Linked DNA regions of Homo sapiens: region 2 is linked to region 1. Evidence: read pairs that join two places in POLR2A ChIA-PET (ENCODE). Cell type or tissue: PC-9. All regions are shown on one strand. Each heading gives the region's core, and the rest is flanking DNA. Links, peaks and the distances in the headings are about the cores only.

What was found. Peaks named below come from ENCODE experiments on the same cell type or tissue, not always from the same donor. Only the 100,000 strongest peaks of a DNase experiment are listed, where the experiment ranks them.
Region 2: POLR2A ChIA-PET joins it to region 1 with 5 read pairs; 4 of 35 experiments call an interaction of 5 or more read pairs at or near these places.

Annotation. Positions count from the first base shown.
Region 1 is chr2:11,239,023-11,249,580 of GRCh38, reverse strand. All of the region lies in intron 4 of ROCK2 (Rho associated coiled-coil containing protein kinase 2), which reads left to right. Among named protein-coding and RNA genes, the nearest start is that of SLC66A3, 89 kb to the right of the region's middle. In PC-9, for the core only: no CTCF peak of the experiment used is centred there; a DNase peak (open chromatin) is centred at 4,070.
Region 2 is chr2:11,386,382-11,396,939 of GRCh38, reverse strand. It overlaps LINC00570 (long intergenic non-protein coding RNA 570), which reads right to left and starts at 2,959. Exons shown (of 3, transcript NR_047499.1): 1 at 2,769-2,959. RefSeq lists an enhancer at 6,385-7,584. In PC-9, for the core only: no CTCF peak of the experiment used is centred there; no DNase peak of the experiment used is centred there.

The DNA.
Region 1 (10,558 bases), core at 801-8,800:
GTCTTATGCTTCATTTACATGGTAACAGTGCAGTTATTTTTAGGAGATTTGATTCAAAACATTTGTTTAATGTTCCAAAACAGTATGTCCACATAGATATGACATGTAATACTTACTTAAATTGTTGTATGGAAGCAAGTATTACTTGCAGCTTTTTCTTCTTGATAAAGAATTGGCTTGAATACCAGTATGCCATTGTTTCATACCCACTTATTCTTGTGATTTACATAGTAGGAACATAGTAAATTCATTGAATCATCTGGAAGGATATATACATATTAATATTCCAACATGGCACATGTGTACATATGTAACAGACCTGCACGTTGTGCACATGTACTCTAGAACTTAAAGTATAATCATTAAAAAAATAAAAAGTTTGTGTGGCCAGGCGCAGTGGCTCACACCTGTAATCCCAGCACTTTGGGAGGCCAAGGCAGGTGGATCACGAGGTCAGGAGATTGAGACCATCGTGGCTAACACAATGAAACCCTGTCTCTACTAAAAATACAAAAAAATTAGCCGGGCATAGTGGCACACACCTGTAATCCCAGCTACTTGGGAGGCTGAGGCAGGAGAATCGCTTGAACCTGGGAGGCAGAGGTTGCAGTGAGCCGAGATTGTACCACTGCACTCCAGCCTGGCAACAGAGCAAGACTCCGTCTAAAACAAAAAAAGAAGCTTATGTTACATTAATCAGCCTATCTTGAAAAGAAAAAAAACAACAAAAAACTTCCTACAATAAACATTTAGAAAATTCTACAATATTGTGGCTCCTAATTTTGCCTTTTATTTGACTGTGGGTTAAGGAATTTATGGTTCTGCTTTGCCTTCATTCTTTCTTTTTTTTTTTTTTTTTTTTTTTTTTTTTTGAGATGAAGTCTTGCTCTGTTGCTCAGGCTGGAGTGCAGTGTTGGAATCTCTGTTCATTCCATCCTCTGCTTCCCGGGTTCAAGCGGTTCTCCTGCCTCAGTCTCTCGAATAGCTGGGACTACAGGCATCTGCCACCATGCCTGGCTAATTTTTGCATTTTTAGTAGAGATGGGGTTTTTGCCATGTTGGCCAGGCTGGTCTTGAACTGCTGACCTCAAGTGATGTGCCTGCCTTAGCCTCCCGAAGTGCTGGGATTACAGATGTGAGCCACCGCACCTGGCCTTTGCCTTCGTTACTATTATATTTCTTCACTAGCTTTGCTTCTGTAAACATTTTTTTTATACTAGTAAGTAAATCTGCAGACATTTTTGAACAAGTGTCCTGAGTAAGATTAGGTATACACCAGTTCTTGTTCAGAATGCTTAAATGATCTGGGAGTTTGATACCTTGCTTGTGGAAGGCAGTTCAGATTCCCCTCCCCCCATCCCCCCCCAAAAAAAACCCACTTTTGACCATGTTATTTAGAAGCTCATTAATGTTGCTTTTTTATAAGATTGATCCTCATTCCTGCTCCCTCCCCCACTTTTTATTTAAATTGTAGGCAGTGAATAGAAATTCTGATATGTACAGTGAAACTAAAACTTCTATGGTAAATTCTATACCATGATAATTTTTTTTTTTCCCTTGAGACGGAGTCTCCCTCTGTCACCCAGGCTGGAGTTCAGTGGCGTGATCTTCGCTCATTGCAACCTCCACCTCCTGGATTCAAGCGATTCTCCTGCCTCAGCCTCCCGAGTAGCTGGGATTACAGGTCCTCACTACCACACCTGGTTAATTTTTGTATTTTTAGTAGAGAGACGGGGTCTCACCATGTTGGCCAGGCTGGTCTCGAACTCCTGACCTCAAGTGATCTGCCTGCCTTGGCCCCCCAAAGTGCTGGGATTACAGGCATGAGCCTCTGCGCCTGGCCTGCATACCATGATAATTTATCTGATTAAAGAATGATTGCAGTAAAGTATTTGTTTCACTTTTAGCTTTAAATTGCTTTCATAGTAGCGGATTGCCATTTCTGGTTATTTCATAAATTGATATTCTTTGATCTTTAATTCTGCTATGTGAACCTTTATAAAGTGTTAATTGAGATAGAAGAAAATCTGCTGATTATTGAAGTAATTGAGATAATGGATCTGAGGGAGCAAACCAATAGTGAAACATAGTACAATTGAAAAAGTAAATCCGATTATAATTGTGGCCTTTATATGCTTATCTCTCTGGGTAAAGAACAACATTCCATGCACCATTATATTTATGTGTATAAAATGTTTGACCTTTTGTGAAAACTTGTCAAAGTGACTGACTTATTTTTATTTATTGTTTTATTCAATGATTTTGAATATTTTCACAGAGTTGTACAACCATCACCATTACCTAATTTTAGGACATTTTTCTCACCCTCCAAAGAAGCCCTGGACCAATTAGCATTTATTCCCCCAATTCCACCTGCCCCCCTGCCCCTGCCAACTGCTATTCTATTTTATGTCTTTATGGATTTGCCTATTCTGAAAGCTTCCTATAAATCAATCACACAACATGTATGTATGTCTTTTGTGACATCTTTCACCTAGCCTAATGTTTTGACATTCATTCATTCATGTTATAGCATGTATCAACACTTAATTTCTTATTATGGTTAAATAGTATTCTGTTACATGGTTGTACCACACTTCGTTCATTCATCACTTAATGGACATTTGTGTTGTTTCTCCTTTTTGACTATAATGAATAATGCTGCTTTGAGTGTTCTTTCATAAGGATTTTGGTACATATGTTCACACATTTCTTTTAGGAATCTACATTGCAGTGAAATTAATGAGTCATTGGATATGCCTATAATTAATTTTATTGGACTATTTCAGTTTTCCAAATCTCAGCTCTTATTTTTAAATGACTATTAAATATTTAATTGTATTAATACCCCCACAGTTACTATACTTTTGTTAGAAATATCACTTTTCATTTTTGTTAATATAAATTAGCCACAGTAATAGGTTAAATCTTGGGCCTATCTGTATTTCTTAGAAATATATTATTAGGGTGATTTCTGAATTCAATAGATAAATATTGACATATTTTAAAAACTTTTATTCATTTGCGGGTAGAGAGGACTTTGTCTTTTTAAAGCCATTTATATATCCAGTTTGCTGTGTTTTTCTAGTGTTGTTATTTTTATGGCAAATGCTTCCTTGCTTTCCTTTGTAGTTTTATCACCCAGATGTGTACCCCTAAACACCTTAGTTTAGTTTTGGCATTAAAAAAAAATTTAAGTTCAGGTATATCTTTTAAATCTCTCAATGTAGAGAGTTTCCCTCTTCTTTCATTTACTTTTGTCCCCAGGTTGAAGAAACCTAGATTTTGCTGATCTCTTCTTGTGGTGTAGTTTAACATGTTTCTCTCTCACTTGTATTTTTGTAAATTGGTTGTTAGATATAGAGGCTTGATCAGATTCAGGTTCCACTTTGGAAGGGGACGGTATAGGACTACTTCATAGGCCAGGTTCATAGGCCACCTATAAGAAGACTAATGTCTGGTTATCTGGTGTGTTACCAGCTATTTGTGCTCAGTGTCTTGATATATCATTTATTAAGATTTGTCAAATGATACTTCAGTTCAATCATTCCTCCTTGGTTATAGTGACTGGAATACTTCTGTGAAGAAAAATATTTCTCTGTTTACTTGTTAAGTTACTCAGGGTGCAGTTCACACTGGAAGGACAGGATAAATGCTTTATTCTTTTATTGTATTTACCAGTTTTCAAAATAAGGGTGACCAATTTTGGGGGAGAATCAGTTTGAACTCATGGACTTAAAACCTGTGTGATATGTTTCAGTCCTTTGAATATCTTATTGATGCTCAAATTGTGGTACCTTTGACCAGTGGGATCAGAATGAGGTTGGTTTCTGAAACCTTTAACGAAGCCTTAATAATCTTTGATAGCTTGCTTGCAATGTGATGTAACAGGGTGCTCCAGACCTATCTTAAACATTTGCTGCTCTTGATGTGTAATTAACTGTGCTTGTAGGTCTGTCTTTTATACATGTGTGAGTTTTTCTTTACAATAGATTCCTAGCATTGGGATTGCTAGGTCAGATGGTATGCACATTTGACATTTTGATTGATAGCACCAGATTGCTTTGTTAAAAAATTTTTCTTTACAAGTTTACATTATCTTTGTACAATAGATGTTCTCTTTCACCACAGTTTTAGCAAATACTTGATATTGTAACTATTTTAAATTTTTACTAGTTGCATGCTTGAGAAATAAGGTGTTAACTGTGTTAAGTTGTACTTCCTTGATTACTTACGAGATTCAGCATCTTTCATATGCTTATTAATAATTTATATTCCTTATACATTAAGCCTAAAATATAATTTATATTTTTATAAATTTATAATATAATTTTATAAATAATACATGATTTATAATATAATTTATATTTTATACATCAAGCAAAGTATAAGGAATATAAATTTCATTGCTAATGTATAAGGAATATAAATTAGTAAGCAAATGAAATATGCTAATCTTTTATAGTGCACTGAAAAAGATTTCAAAGTAGTGTAAAATTTAAAGTAAATGCTATTTGCAATAATGTGATTTTTAAAAGTGGGATACTGAATTTGATTTACTAATATTTTGTTAAGTAGTTTTGCATCTATGTGCATAATGAGATTTGACCTTTAATTTAATTTAATTATTTAAACATGGGCTCTTGGTTTTCTTATTACGGTAAGACTACTCTAATAGACATAATAGGGAAGCATACTACTTTTTTCTGTGCTTTGATACAGTTTATATAAAATATAAACTATTCATTTCATGAGGCTTGAATGAACTTACTTGCAAAGCTTTCTAGAAAAAAATTCTTTTTTTTTTCTTTTTTCTAGAGACAGGATCTCACTCTGTTGCCCAGGCTGTATTTAGTACAGTGGCAAGGTCATGGCTCACTGCACCCTCAAACTCCTGGGCACAAACAATCCTCTCACCTCAGTTTCCCAAGTAGCTGGTACTGCAGGCATGTACCACCATGCCCTGGCTCATCTTTGGTAAAGATTGGGGTCTCACTATGTTGCCCAGGCTGGTCTCGAACTCCTGGCCTCAAGCATTCCTCCTATCTCTGCTTACCAAAGCACTGGGATTATTATAGACATGAGCCACTGCACCCAGCCTAATGATACATTTTTCCATTTTAAAAATGTATTATGATAAATTTCAAATATATCCCAAAGTAGAAGAAAAAAGTATATTGAATCCCCATGTACAGTTCACCCAGCTTCAACAATTACCAACCATGGCCAATCTCATTTCATTTATGCCAGGAATTGCAAACATTTTTTGGTAAAGGGCCAGATGGTAAATATTTAGGCTTTGCAACCTAAGAGGCAAAGTTGAAGATATTACATAAGTATTTATATAATGAGGAAACAAATTTCTGCACAGTTTTTATTGATAAAATTCAAGAGATAATAAATACAATTTTAAAAATACAGGTCTACTAATGACAAGAATGAAATTCTTTTCTGAATGTTTGCTCAACTGGGGTCCACAATTAGTGTTTCCTATCATCAAAATTAAGTGCAAATACTCATCTGTTAATGCTGGTGTGTAAAAATATTTTACATGTTCATCTGTGAAAATGTCCTTTCACACAGCTAGGTATTGCCACGTACTATAATTATCCACTAACGTATGATTGTTTTTTAAAGTTGTAGATTTATAGAAAAATTGAGCAGACAGTATAGAGTTCCTATCTATCCCCAATACAGTTTTCCCTGTTATTACAAATGTATGAATGAACCAGTATTGATACATTAAACTGAAGTCTTTATTTAGATTTTTAAAATTTTTACCTATGTTCTTTGTTTCAGGATCCCATCCAGAATGCCACATTACATTTAGTTATCGTGTCTTCCTGGGCTCTTCTTGGCTGTGACAGTTTCTCATACTTTCCTTGTTTTTGATGACCTTGACAGTTTGGAGGAGTACATGAATTATACTGTAGGATGTGGATGCTCCTCTGTAGGAATTTGTCTGATGTTTTTCTTATTAATTATACTAGGGTTATGGGTTTTTGGGAGAAAGACTGCAGAGTTAAAGTGCCATTTTCATGCTGTCATATCAGGAGTACATACTAATACATTATTTATGACTGTTAATGTTGACCTCAAGCATATAATTTTGATTTACCATATTTATCACTTGGAGAAGGCGTTTTCAGAAAATTTTAAAATTCTTCTTTTGATAGTTACAGGTTAATCATTTCTAATTGAAGATTAGATAGAAGAAGCCCCTTGATTGGAAAGTTCAAATAGATTTTGAAATATGGATATTTCCATTGCGCTTACATTTGGGCCAAAAATGCTGCTGCAAAATGAGGAAATTAACATTGATACATTACTGATTAATATTCAGATCCCAATCAGGTTTTCACCAGTTGTCCCAGTAATGTCTTTTATAGCAGGAGGATCCAGTTTCAAACCACATCACATTTATTTTCTTTCAGTTTTGAACATTTCCTCAGTCTTCCCTTGACTCCTCAACCTTTTTGGCTGTTATATCCCCCACTAGGCTGCCCCTTTGCTTGGATGTCCTTTGGACCCTGTTTGTGTTACCAACCACAGGTTCCTAGGGTCCCAGGCACTAGAAAGTGAAATGAGGCAAGAAAGTGTCCCAGACAAGGCTTTATTCATGGCTGATGTTAGAACACAAAGGAGAGCACTAGAGAGAGAGTTCTCCAGCTGGCTCCCTGAGGACAGGTCTTTTTGTTGTTTTAAGAACCATGATGACATAAATAAGCATGAGATACTTGAATGTCATTACATGTGCAGGGTGGAGCACAAGGTGTGCAGGCGCAGTGAGAAATCATGGTAGTACACACATGGCATGATAACAAAATGGTGAATAAGCTCCTCCCTGGGTGGGGAGTTTAGTATTGTAAGGAGGCAAGGGGTGGAGATTAGCCATTCTTCTGGTCTTATGCACATATGGGCGATAGGATTAACTCCCTTGAGTAAGATTTAAGGTGGGATGCTGTGTATTTTAGTTTCTTCAAGATCATACTTCAGTGAGTGTGGCACTTGATAAGATTTAGGGTGGGATTCTGCTTATCTTGGTTTCCTCAAATTCCAGCCATCATCTGGAAGGAAGGTCAAGGTAGGGGTAGAATCCCGTCCCTCCTCTCTCACTTGGGCTTTGGTATCCCATGGCACCCATCCTCACACGTGAATGGTCCTCCTTCCCTTTCTGAGCTCTGATACCCTCTGTGCGGCTTGACTTCTGACTCCTTTTATAGTATGTTTTGATGAATAGTAATTCATAATTTTAATGCAGTAAAAGTTTAATCAAACTTTTATGGTTAATGGCCTTTTGTGTTCAGTAAAATTTGTCCCTACCTTGAGAGCATGAAGATATTGTGCTATGTTACCTTTCTGACTTTTATTTTTTCCCTATTAATCTGTCCTATCATGGTCCATTAGGGCTCCTATAACAAAATACTATGAACCAGGTAGCTTATAAACAACAGAAATTTATTTCCCAAAGTTCTGGATGCTGGGAAGTCCAAGATCAAAGTCCTGGCAGATTTGTTGTCTGGTGAGAATCCACTTTGTTATATATGGCACCTTGTCTCTGTGTCCTCACACAGTAGAAGGGGGTGAATAAGCTCCCTTGGGCCTATTTTACAAGGGCAGTAAACCCATTTATGATGGCTGACTTCATGTTATGCTAACAAGGTGGCTCAAGTGACCTCCATGACCTACTCATTTTCCCAAAAGCCCCTTCTCCTAATACCATCACCTTAGGATGACGGTGTTATACCGTCATTAAGATTTCATATGAATTTTGAGGGAACACAAAACATTCAGACCATAGCACCTATGATCAGCCCAGAATGGATTTTTTAATAGTGTTACTTAAGTATTCAATTTTACGTGTTTCCATATGGATATTCAGTTGTTCCAACATTACATATTGACAAAACTTTCTGTTCCCCACTGGTGTATGTTAACTCCTTATGTTGTCATGCATTTATCCATCTGTGCATAGATCTGTTTTGGGGTTCTGTGTCTCACTGCATCATTTATCTGTTCTTGCCACCAGTAACACAATACTTTAATTAGCTTGGCTTACCTTGCTTGGTATTTATTGGAGTTTCTTAGAATTATGGGTTTATAGAGTTCATCAAACTTGGAGGTAGTTAGGCCATTATCTCTTTAAATGTTTTTTCTGTCTCAGCTTCTGTCTCCTAAGCCCCTATCCCCTTTCTCAGACTTCAGTTACACATGTGTAATCTGCTTGATGTTGTCCCATAGGTAACTGATACTCTTTTTCCCACCAGTCTTTTTTTCTTTGCATGCTTCATTTTGTATAGTTTTTTTGCTATGTCCTTAAGTTCATGGATCTTCTCTTCTACAGTATCTGCTCTAACTTCAGTCCCATTCTATTTGGCTTATTTGACTCCACAAAATTGTTTTGAGATTCATCCATGATGTATATCAATATTTCATTCCTTTTGATTACTTTTATTACATATATCCTTGTAGGGAGATGTGACAATTTATCTGTTCATCTATTAATGGACATTCAGGTTTTTTCCAGTTTTTCTCTCTTATAAATAAAACTACATTATTATTTCTGGATTAACTTGATTCTTTGAAAGTTGTTGTTGAGCTGTGGTAAATTTAGAGTTGTCTTTACTCTGATGGAAAATATATACGGTATCTCTTTTCTGTTGTTCTAGTGGCTGTGTTTACCATTTTAACATGCACATTTAAGTTTTCAAAATTAATTTTATTGAGGTATAATAACTATACAACTTTATTGAGGTATGCAACTTTTTATACCTTTGTAAGACAACTTTATAATAGAACTTTATGAGGTATAATTTGCATAGCATAAAATTCACCTGCGTGAAGTGTATGCTTTAGTGAGTTTTAGGAAATTTATAGCATTGTGGAACCACCACTACCATCTGATTTTAGAGCATTTCCACCATCCCAAAGTGGTCACTTGTACCCTTCAATGACATTTCCTATTACCCTCTGAGCCCCAGGCAACCATTAATGTGCTTTCTGTCCCTGTAGGTTTGCTTTTTCTAGACAGGTCTTATAAATGGAATCATACAATATGTTATCTTTTACATCTGGTACTTTTTCCTTAGCATACTGTTTTTAAGGTTCATCCACATTGTAACGTTTGTTATACTTCATCCCTTTTTAGTGCTGAATAGTATTCCATTGTATGGTGTGTTATAATAAATAATATATCTAGTCTTTGTTGCCATTTCTGGCACAGAGCTTCAAAAGCCCTGGAATTTCCTGAGTGATAGGAGTGTCTTTGTTACACCAGTGAGGTGACTCACGTGTCCTTCTGATAGCTTCAGGATGAGGGCTGACCGCTACAAAAGACCAAACACATGATTAGAAGATTAAGGCTTTTAGCTGCCAGACCTCCCGGGAGAGGGAGAAGGAGGTATTGGGGGAGGATTAGAGATTGAGTTTAATCATTCGGCCAGTGATTTAATTAATCATGTCTGTGTAATGGGGCCCTTATAGAAACTCTGGATACTGACACTCAGTGGAGCTTACTGGTTGGTGAACACATTGATGTTCTGGTGCCAGGAGAGAAATGCACTTTTATTCTACACAGACAGGGTGGAGAAGCTCTGTAATCTGTTCCACACTTTGTCCTGTGTGCATCCTTTATAATAAAACTGTAATCATAAATATAGCACTGTGCTGAGTTCTGTGAGTCATCCTAGTAAATTGTTAAGCCTGAGGAGGTTGTGGGAACCCCTGAATTTGTAGCCAGTAAGTCCAAAATATAGGGAACCTGGGGATCCCCAAAGTGCAGCTGATTTCTGAAGTGAGGGAAATTTTGTAGAAGACTGAGCTCTTCACTTGTGGGATCTCATACCAAGCCTTGTTGGTTAATGTCAGAATTGCATTGCAGAACACCCAGTTGGGGTGGAAACGGTATACAGATGTACTCCATGTTATTTGCTCATTTACCGGTTAATGGACATTTGAATTGCTTCCACTTTTTGGCCATTATGAATAATGAATAATGCCGATATGAATATTTGCTTATTAGTCTTTGGCAGATATATTTCATTTCTTTTAGGTAGGTACATAGGCGTGGAATCCTTGATTGTTTGCTACATTTATGTTTAACTTTGTAAGACATTATCAAACTGCTTTCCAAAATGGTTGTGCCATTTTGCATTCTCATCAACACTTAACTATTTTCTGTCTTTTTTAGTATAGCTATTCTGATGGGTGTTAAGTGGTATGTCATTGTGGTTTTAGTGTGCATTTCCCTAATGACCAATGCTATATATATATCACTTGTAAATATTTCCTCCCAACCTGTGGTTCATCTTCTCATTTTATTAATAGTATCTTTCAAGCCAGAAAATTTTTATTTTGATGAAATACCATGTATCAGTTTTTTATTTTGTCAGTTGCGTTTTTGGTGTTATATCTAAGAAACCTTTGTCTAATCTAGGTTCATTAAGATATTCTCCTGTGTTTTTTTAAGATTTTTGTAGTTTTAACTCTTAAATTTAGGCCTATAATTCATTTTGAATTAATTTTTGACTTATGGTGTGAGGTAAGGGTCTAAAAATAT
Region 2 (10,558 bases), core at 1,296-9,295, 150 kb before region 1:
CCTGGGATGAAGCCTGAGCTGGGGGTGAGGGAGCACAAGGAAGTTGTATGAGCAGGTGTCCCAGACCCCATGTCATCTGCCACAGCTGCACCATCACCCCTCCCTCAGCACACCCCCATGGCCATCCCGTCGGTGGGAGTGGGCGGGGGTGCCTTCTATACCCGGCTGAGAGTGGAGAAAGGGCCTGAATTTAATTTGCAGATGGTTTGGCTGGGTGCTGTGTGCGGAAACAAGCAGAAACTGGAGAGCAGCTGCCTTACAGCGACACTCAGGGACAGAGTGCTAAAGACAGTGGCCAGGGGAAACCCTTCTGATCAGGGGGATTCCAGCATTGTCCCTGGTCATGCACTTTGTGTGGAAGGAATCTTTGCCAAAGGTGAAAAAAATCTGAACTCATGGCAGTGGCAAGAGTTCACCTTATCACCTGACTTGGCAGACTGGTCAGGGGCCAGCCTAGAAGAATGAATGATCAGAGACCAGGAGGTCTGGGGGAGAGGCAGTTCATGGATATATGGAAATTGACATAAAGAATGGTGATCTTTGCATTATATATCAACTACCTGAAAGCGTTAGTCACGAAAGGGGCACGAAATAGCCAAGTAGGCAAAATAGCTCAGCCACGGATGTCAGCTAGCATATGCCATGAGCTATGAACTGGCAGAAGCAGAGATGACATATGGGCCCAGCAGCATGAACTCCCACTTACTAAAGCCAATCTGGCTATTGTGCACCGTGGCAGTCAGGGAGGAGTGTGGCTCAGATCTCCCTTCCAGAAGGAACTTGCTGGTCAGCGGCAAGGAGAGTAGTTAGCTGGCAGCATCCAGCTGAAGCCCCTTCACAATTCACTACAGCCCCTCCTGGGCGGCCCGGCCAGCAGTGAGCATGCTGGGAGCTTTCTATGCCCAAAGCAGGACCCCTCTGATGGGCAGTCTGCACCAGAACTGCCCATCGGGTTGACCACATTGTAAATGATCTCCAGGACAGTGTGGGGCTCTCCCTGCCCATTTTTGCCCTCGACACATTTCAGATCAGCATTGTGATCTGAAGCCTTCCCCAACCAACCCTCCTCTGTCACTTTTTATCTTTCAAAAATGTCTCTCCTCAGGAACCCTCTTGCATCCCCAATTCCATTCCTGGATCTGCTTATCAGAAGACCTGGATTGATACTCCAGGCCCAGAGACCCTTGCCAACATCAGTCATGCTACCAGGGCCCGTCAGGACCGCTGCCCACGTCCTCCCAAAGGCCGGCTCACACTGGTGTGCAACCCCAGGCCTGAGGGGCTGCCAAAATGCTGTGTACACGGGAATGGTCGATCTTAGCCATGAGCCTGGGCTATCCACACACGTGCCACAGCCCTCAGGCTGCAAAGTGCTTCCTCCTGGAGAAGGAGAACCGGCAGCCAGCCAGGGGGCAGGGCCAGCTTTCCCCACACAACACATTCCCGATGGAACCCAGGATTCTGAGAATTCTAAATTTGAATCTGGCCTTTCAAATTGTCAGGGTAGAAGGATGGGACACAGTGTATTTAACGGTTTGTTAGCGTGATTGATGACTTTCAGGAATTTATTTTAAACATATGAAAAGGGGACCTCCTTTCTAGTCTCGTCCTGGGCTATGCATTTGTTAGGAGTAGGCCTGGCCTGGAGATTCATTTATTTGGGTAAATGGGATATACTGATGCATTTCAAAATCACTTTCATCAGCTTGTTGCTAGCCATCCTGGTGGAAGAGTGGTTTCTAGAAATCCTCCTGAGGCCTGTGGTGCCCACTCACCAGGCATCATGACAGAAAGTGCAGTGCTCAAAGTCACACTGAAACAAATGCATTCTGGCTGTAAAAGGATGGGTTTGTGGGGATGAAGCAAGGCAGGGCAAGGTTGAAGGAAATGCTTCCAATCATGAATATGTAATGGCAATTGCAAGCAGAGAATTTGCTTGTCATTGATACCTAGTTGAAGCCATCAATAATAAAAAACAAATTTTGACCAACTGTGCTAAGGAAAAGACTGAATTAACTTTATAATCTCTTTATAGAAACAGAAAATACTACCACAAAACCATTGCCATAGGAAGAAGCTACTAAAATGCATGCAGCCAAAAAATGTAGGAAAAAGGTATTAGAAGCATAGAAGACAATTAATAAAATGTAGTACATTATTTTTCTAGATTTTGTGATATTTGTAGTATTTGTTCAGTTTTTCTTTTTTCTTTTTTCTTGAGACAGGATCTCACTCTGTTACTCAGGCTGGAGCACAGTGGCGTGATCACAGCTCACTGCAGCCTCAACCTCTCAAGCTCAGGTGATCCTCGCACCTCAGCCTCCTGAGTAGCTGGGACTACAGGCGTGTGCTACCACGCCTGGCTAATTTTTGCATTTTTTATAGAGGTGGAGTTTCACCACGTTGCCCAGGCTGGTCTGGAATTCCTGGACTCAAGTGATCTGCCCGTCTCCACCTCCTGAAGTGTTGGGATTATAGGCATGAGCCACTGTGCCTGGCCCAGTTTTTCTTTTTAATTGTAATTTGTTGTGATTTTTTTCTCCTAAGTAAATATCCCCTTTTATATTTGATGTGTTTGTAAATTTGTATTCTTCTTTCTTAAAAAGGACCCTCCACACTGAATAAGCTTCAGGCCCCACAACACCCAGATCCACTCCTGAATGAATATTATTATTACTAGTCAAAGTATTATTTTATCACATCCATGAGGGAGATAGAATTGCCTCTGTTTTACAGAAAAGTAAAGGCCAGGAGATGAAGTTGCTTACTCATTCTGACTCTGAATGCTTTTCCCGCTAGATTCTGGAATCTTCAGGCTTCTTGGCGCTCAGCCTGTTCGTTGATCCCCCTGCTGCTTCTACCACCCAGATCCCAGCAGGGAAAGCCAGAGGGAGACTAAATAGGAAGAAGAAGCCTCTCTGAATAAGCTGAGAAGGTTCCATAACGTCCCACTCTTCCGCAGCCCGTGGTCAGGGAGCTGGGGTGGGGGTGGGAGTGGCCGCACAGAAACCAAAAACCAACTGGCCCAAACAACCAGCTTTTGCAGGAAGGCAGAACAGGCAGTTAGGGGCTCCGGATCCCAGGCCAGGACCCTCGGACCTCAGTTAACGGCTAGTGTAGCTGAAGCCTGACGTCACCAACAGAGACAAGGAGGAGAGTAGGGAAGGATTACATATCTGTGGTTCTGATTTCCTGAAATAGTCCAGCCCTGCATGAAAGGTCTCTGTGCAGAGTCGGAGTCTAATCCAAGTTCAGGATGGCCACTAAGGGCACCTGATTTATCACTTATCTTTAGCCATGGGCCATGAACATTCCTTTGCTAATCAAGGCTGTTAACAACCCCAAAAGCGTTGCGTCTTAGAGCAGAAAGAATCCCAAGATCACTGAATCCAGGGATTCTTAGGTCCACCCTGAAGAAACAGAGAATCAATGAGTGACACTTCCAAAAGCTCAATGCATGCAATTTAAACTATCATTTTGGCCAAGATATATATTTTTCTGTTGTTAAAATGTCTTCAGTGAAATGATGGAAATAATGGTGGTGATATTTGCTAGTATTTATTGAGTGTTGCCATGTTCTGGGCATTGTGTTAAAAAGCCTTGCACAGTGTATCTCAATCACCATAAGAACCTTAAGAGAAAGACACAATTTTGGTTTTTTTTGAGACAGAGTCTCTGTCACCCAGGCTGAAGTGCAGTTGCGGGATCTTGGCTCACTGCAACCTCCGCCTCCTGGGTTCAAGTGATTCTCCTGCCTCAGCCTCCCAAGTAGCTGGGACTACAGGCACACACCACCATGCCCGGCTAATTTGTTTATTTATTTATTTATTTATTTTCTGGAATGGAGTCTTGCTCTGTCACCCAGGCTGGAGTGCAGTGGCGTGATCTTGGCTCACTGCAGCCTCCGCCTCTCGGGTTTAAGTGATTCTCCTGCCTCAGCCTCCTGTGTAGCTGGGATTACAGGAACCCACCAGCACACCCAGCTAATTTTTGTATTTTTTGGTAGAGACAGGGTTTCGCCATGTTGGCCAGGCTGGTCTCGAACTCCTGACCTCGTGATCTGCCCACCTCAGCCTCCCAAAGTGCTGGGATTACAGGCATGAGCCACTGCGCCTGGCCTAATTATTAACCCACTTTTTCTTCTGAATAAACTAAGGCTAGGGGAGATCAAACTGGTACAAGTCACACAGCAGCATGTCACAGAGTTGGGACCTGAACTCGGCAGGTCTGATTTCCTTGTGCCCGCTCTTAACTGTCACATCGCCCTGCCTCTGTAGATTAAATGCAGTTTTCAATTCTGACATCCTGATCTCCCCAAGTAAAAGTGTGGTGGCCGGGTGTTGCAGCTCATGCCTGTAATCCCAGCATTTTGGGAGGTTGAGGCAGGCAGATGGCTTGAGCTCAGGAGTTCGAGACCAGCCTGGGCAACAGTCTGTGAATCCCTGTCTCTACAAAAAATACAAAAATTAGTTGGGCATAGTGGCATGTGCCTATAGTCCCAGCTCCTCAGGAGGCTGAGGTGAGAGGATGGCTTGAACCTCAGAGGCGGAGGCTGCAGTGAGCCAAGAATGTGCCACTGCACTCCAGCCTGGGTGACAGAGCAAGACTCTGTCTTAAAAAAATAGAAATTTAAAAAGTGTGGCAACCCTGGGTTGGAACCTTGTGTTTTCTTAAAGAACTTATCCTGGCCTAGAAGTCTGGAGGCCTGAATGCCATTGGTGTAACTTGTCAGATTCATCTGACACTTGCTTGGGGAGATGTACTTGAGTTACCCAATGTCATCCAGCAAGTTGGAAGCAAAATTAGACAGGGAAAAGACCTGGCCGAGTAGAATTTCAGCATCTGTGAGATATGAAAATTTGGGAATTTCCTTTGGTTTGGACAATGGCTGACTACAGGAAAGGCAACCTCTAGAAATAAATTCAGAAAACAATTCTTTCAACCTATGTTTCCCCAGGGACATCCCGGCTTCGACAATGTACTTCTGTGCAGCTCCAGGAATGCCTCTGCATTCCTCAGCAGAGTGGGAATTTCCAGTCCTGGTTCCTGGAGGCGCGTTCTCACCTCTCCCTGCTGTACTGCCTCCCACTCAGGAACTTCTTTCCCGTTGGCTGTCTCCATGGTGAAACCAAGGGAAAGAGAGAGTTTAGATGGTTGCCATGGCAACAACAAAGGCGCTGTGGTTTCCTTGGTGATACCGGGAAGGTAGAGGCGGCAGGGCTCCAGGGATCTGTTCCCCACACCAGTTACCCTGCCTAGCTCACATCCTGGGCTGCCTGGATTAGGACCATGCATGACAATAATAGCAAAACCTTCCAGATGACAGACACTCTCAGGGCCAGTGAGGCAGTGCTCTGTTCGGACTGTGGGTCCAGGCACACTCGGTCTGGGGCATGTTATTTCACCCTTCAGGCTCTGTTGCCTCATCTGTAAAATGGGGCTAATCATAGGATCAACTCGTTAGGGTTATGAGGAAAGGAAATGTGAAGTGCTTAGCTTGTGGTGAGTGGGAGTCAATTTGAACCATGATGATTACATGGTAACTATTGCTATTACAGACTAATAACCCGTGTCAGTACAGTGCAGAGAGGGAGGCAAGGCAGGTTAATAAAGCCATCTTGGGCCAGGCGTGGTGGCTCACACCTGTAATCCCAGCACTTTGGGAGGCCGAGGCGGATGGATCGCCTGAGGTCGGGAGTTCGAGACCAGCCTGGCCAACATGGCAAAACCCTGTCTCTACTAAAAATACAAAAATTAGGCGGGCGTAGTGGCAGGCGCCTATTATGCCAGCTACTCGGGAGGCTGAGGCAGGAGAATCACTTGAACCCCGGAGGCGGAGGTTGCAGTGAGCCGAGATGGCACTATTGCACTCTAGCCTGGGCAACAAGAGCGAAACTCCGTCTCAAAAAAAATAAATAAATAAAAATAAGGCCATCTTGGAGATGAGGAAGCTGGAGGTCAGGGTTGGTAAGTGGGTCAGCCTGAGTCCCACCATCGTCAAGAGCTGGTGCTGGAGTGAGAAGTCAGGCATGTGGACCCAGAGTTCAGTGCTCTTTTCACCACACACCTACACCCCCCCCTCGAATGGTATACACTTGGCCACCAGCTGGGCCTGCTTTCCTCACCTCGATCAGAGACCCTGAAAGCAGAGTATCAGCCCCTACTCCTGCCCCATGTCACTTGGTTTGCACCATAGGCCTGGACCAAGGCCACACAAGCATCTAGATGATTCTCAAAGCAATTAAGAAGCACAAAAAGGGAAGACTGAGCAAATTCAGTGAAGTCTCCCCATTCCGTGATTACTGGGAATTAGTCTCCACTGAAGGCTGGGCTGCCGGTGACTGACAGAGGGCTTCACGTTTCAGTGAGTGGTTTTTGCATCATGTAACCTCTCCCAGCATTCCTCAATCATACAATTTACACATTATTAAAGTTTCACTTGTGTGATCTAGTCGTTATTTAGAAGGTGACACATCATCATTCTCGGAAGACTTACCAGCTTTAGAACTAACCTGATTTATAATCAAATTCTAAATTCCACCCACTTCATTCTAAAATGTGAGTTTGGATGACTTCATTAACCTCTTTGAGCATCAGTTTTCCTGATCTGTAAGAGGGGCACGTAATGCTATCTCTTGACAGATTCCTTGCGAAGCTGAGAGGTGCTGTATGTATAACACCTGGTACGTTAGAAGTCATTCAACACGTGGTAGCCTTTCTTATTAAACACAGACGAGCTCATCACCGTTCTCGTTAGTCCCCCATTGGGGTGGATGCCCCGTGGCGGAATCGGGCTGCACAGGGTTCTGTGACAAGGTGAGCTCAGGAATGTGTTGCTGACGTCAGTGCAGGCTCTTGCTTGCCTCACACGCAGGTAATTATTTTAGTCTTCAGCTGAATCATCACTCTCTAGGCCAGACAGCAAAGCAAGCTGCCTGGCTCAAATCTGCAGGGCTGTCTGGGAGTGCCCATCTTGGGGCCATTGGTCACAGCCACAGGGGTGGGTCCCTGGCTGCAGGTTTGGATTGCATGGTCCTCCCTGGTGCCCCTGCCTAACAGCATGGAAAGTTAATATGTGACCAAAACCCGCCAATGAACTTGTATCTCCTAGGAATTTGGGATTGAGTCCAAGAGAGAGTTTAGTTAGTATCTTGATGTGGTTAAAATGTTTATATATAAAGCTTGGAATGCAGAATTGGCCATTGGCCACTTGATCCAGGCACTTGATCCAGGGAAAGACACACACGCATGCGCACATACATTCACACAAGTGCACACACACGCACGCACGAATACACAGATGCAGAATTCAGGGACAGATATCCCAGATCATGTGTCTGATCCTTTCTGGGTCCTGGGAGCATTTCTGACCTTGGGTTTGGTGAAATACCTTAAAATACATTCTTCCTTCTGGATTTTGTTATTGTCGTTAAACTAGGTCAAGTTTATTTCTACTATTTGCCACCAAGAGAAGGGAGATGGCCTATGAAGGGCAGGGCTGTGCTGCGATACGTTGAAAGAATTTGATTAACCAAGGTTCTACTCCTCAGGCTTTCGTTTAAATAATAATAAAGAAACTCTCACATGCTGAGCAAAGGGATTATCATGACCTTTTCTCATAGCAGATCCTCCTCAGCAGAGGGACCTCTGCAAAGGCAGACTGACACCACTTTTCGAAGCCTCAGCAACCGCATTTAAGCAGTTACTGGTTTTCACTGTTGCCTGATAAGCTCAATGCCCTCCGGGTGCAGGAAAGATCTGGAAAGCAAAATATGAAATGCACCCATGTACTGCCTGCCGCGGTTAGGGTTTCTGACTAAATTAGTTCCTGTGGAAGCAGCAAGCAATGCTTCCCTCTATGCTGGAAGCTGTCTGTGATAGTCACCATAATCAATGAGAAAAGCCCAGGGTTTGGGGATTGCCCCAGAAAACCAGCCATCCATCCCCACCACCCTCCAGGATGGGGATTCAGAAGCACTCAGGAAAGTGCCCAAGATGACGGCCCATCAAGAAGTCAGCACCAGGCCAAAGGTCATGGGGCTCAGAGGGAGGAGGCTCAGGGGTGCAGGGCCACCTTTCCTGCCTCTGAAGGACTGTCTCGAGGAAGGAGTGGGAGGGAGGAGCTGGTACAGGTCGTTTATAGGCAGGATGTTTGTTAAGGAGTGCCATCTGCACCTGCCCTGGAAAAGAGGGAGGAAGGAAGCAGGATTGGGCAAAAGGAGAAGGTGAGGCCCAATGACAGACTCGCTGACCACAGAAAGCCCAGAAGCTAGAATGGCCCTCACAGCTGGTGAGCCCAGCTGACCAAGCCCTTATACCTTCCCCATTGGATGTGGGCCACCCCAAAAGGGCATGACCTTGGGCCAACCAGCTCTCTGCAGCTGAGGCAAATCCTGAAGGGGCTGACAGCTTTGTCTGTAGACAGCATTCCCACGAGCCAGGGAAGCAAGTTTTTTGGCGAAGGGGCGTCTGGGTGACACATCACAGTGTCCACCTAAGGTACCCCCTGCAGAAGGCAGAACAGAAACCACTCGGAGGAAACTACAGGAAGCCAGATCCTGGTGCAGGCTGCTGTACTGGCTGCAGCTGCTTGTCCTCTTTTTATTAGAATTAGTGGGGAGGCTATTAGGCTGAGAGAGCTCCAACACCTCAGGTTCCTAAGCAAAGAAAAGCCCAACTCAGTGAAAAGAGTAAAATGAAACTTATGCTTAACCAATCGCAAACTGCCAGCGAATCTCTAACTACAGGCTTTTCACTTTAACTAATCAAATATTTTATTTGTCTTCGTTGTGCAAACACCTTATAAAGGTTTTCCCCTTGCGTGGCCTCGACGGAATCCTGAACAGCTAGCAGTCGGGTGCTGCCTGATACATGAATTGCTGAGCTTAATGTTCAAATAAACTTGTTAAAATCCTAATGTGCCCATGTTTACTTTTAACATTGAACCTATATGTACAAAGCGCCCATATACACTATCCCTTTGCCAAACACTTGATAAACACAGTTCCTGTCCAGAGTAGATAGTGGAACAGTTCAAACACAGAAGTATTTTACTCCCCACTGTGTGCCAGGCATCTAGTCTATAGAGGCATAGGAGCTCAAATAAAATTTTAACAAGTAAAACTCTCACCAAAATTGTCTAGGTAAGATTTTTTTAAACAAAGATGCTGGTTGGCTGGGCACGGTGGCTCACGCCTGTAATCCCAACACTTTGGGAGGTTGAGGTGGGCGGATCACCGAAGGCCAGAAGTTTGAGACCAGCCTGGCCAACATGGAGAAACCCCATCTCTACTAAAAAATACAAAATCAGCTGGGTGTGGTGGCACATGCCTGTAATCCCAGCTACTCGGGAGGCTGAGGTAGGAGAATCACTTGAACCCGGGAAGCGGAGGTTGCAGTGAGCTGAAATCGCATCATTGCCCTCCAGCCTGGGCAACAAGAGTGAAACTCTGTCTCAACAAAAAGAAAAAAAAAAGAAAAAAGATGCTGGTTGAGGAATTAGAAAGCCTAAATTTGAATCCAGGCTCTGCTGGCTATGTGACCTTGGTAAAATCTCTAAGCCTGTCTGAGCCAAATCTAAAAATGGCAGTCCCAATACCTACCCGTGTAAGGTTGAAGCGAGATGAATAGGTTAACACGTAGGCTGGCACCGCCCATGACAGACAGCAAGGACGCAGACTGCTAGTGGTCTTTCTTCCTCTGATAACCACTCAGCCACTACGGATACTGTGAAAGTTATTGTTCCAACCAGAAGGGCCGTAAACTGTTTTTTATGGCCTAATGAAAGCCAGATGCCAAACGGGGAACCACAGAACCAACGTTCAGTCCTGAAACCTCTGGAACGCATGAGCTGCTTGGTGTCTGATGATTTCCATCACCCTTGGTCTAGAGATAGAGAAGAATTAAATACTTTATCTTGGGTGCTGGTTCAAATCTGGCCAAGGTCCACCTGGACTCAGTCATTCTGAGAGACCCTGGTCAGACAGCATCCTTGTGAAATCAAGTAAGCAGCTACTACAAGCAATCCAACACACACACACACACACACACACACACACACACACACACACACACACAGACAGCCTCACAGATAACTATCTGCAAAATGGGCAGAGCTCAGATTAAAACATAAAAACCAAACTCATCTTGAGGATGAGACAGAGCCATTTGTGGCTCTGATAATTAGAAGAATTGAAGTCATCTTTGCCACCCAAGTTTGCTGAAAGTGGGAGGCAAGCAGAATATTTTTATTTCTGGTGACCTAAAAATGCTATGTTATAAACAGAACAGTTGAAAATCCCAAGCAGCAGCCTGATTTTACAGCCAAGGAAACTAAAGCCCAGAGAGGGCTGGTAACTTGTTAAAGACACACAGGCCATTGTGGCTGGTTGAGTGGGGGTCGGAGTCCCAGTCCATGGCACTGCCCTGTGCTTTCTCTTAATCGTGGGGGTAGGCGGCCGGGGTGTGGCTGGCAGTGCTCTTGAGCAGTGCCAGTCCTGACTCACCATCCTGTGCTATTTCTGGCTTTGCAAGCAGTGAAGAGAGATGGGGAAGAAGG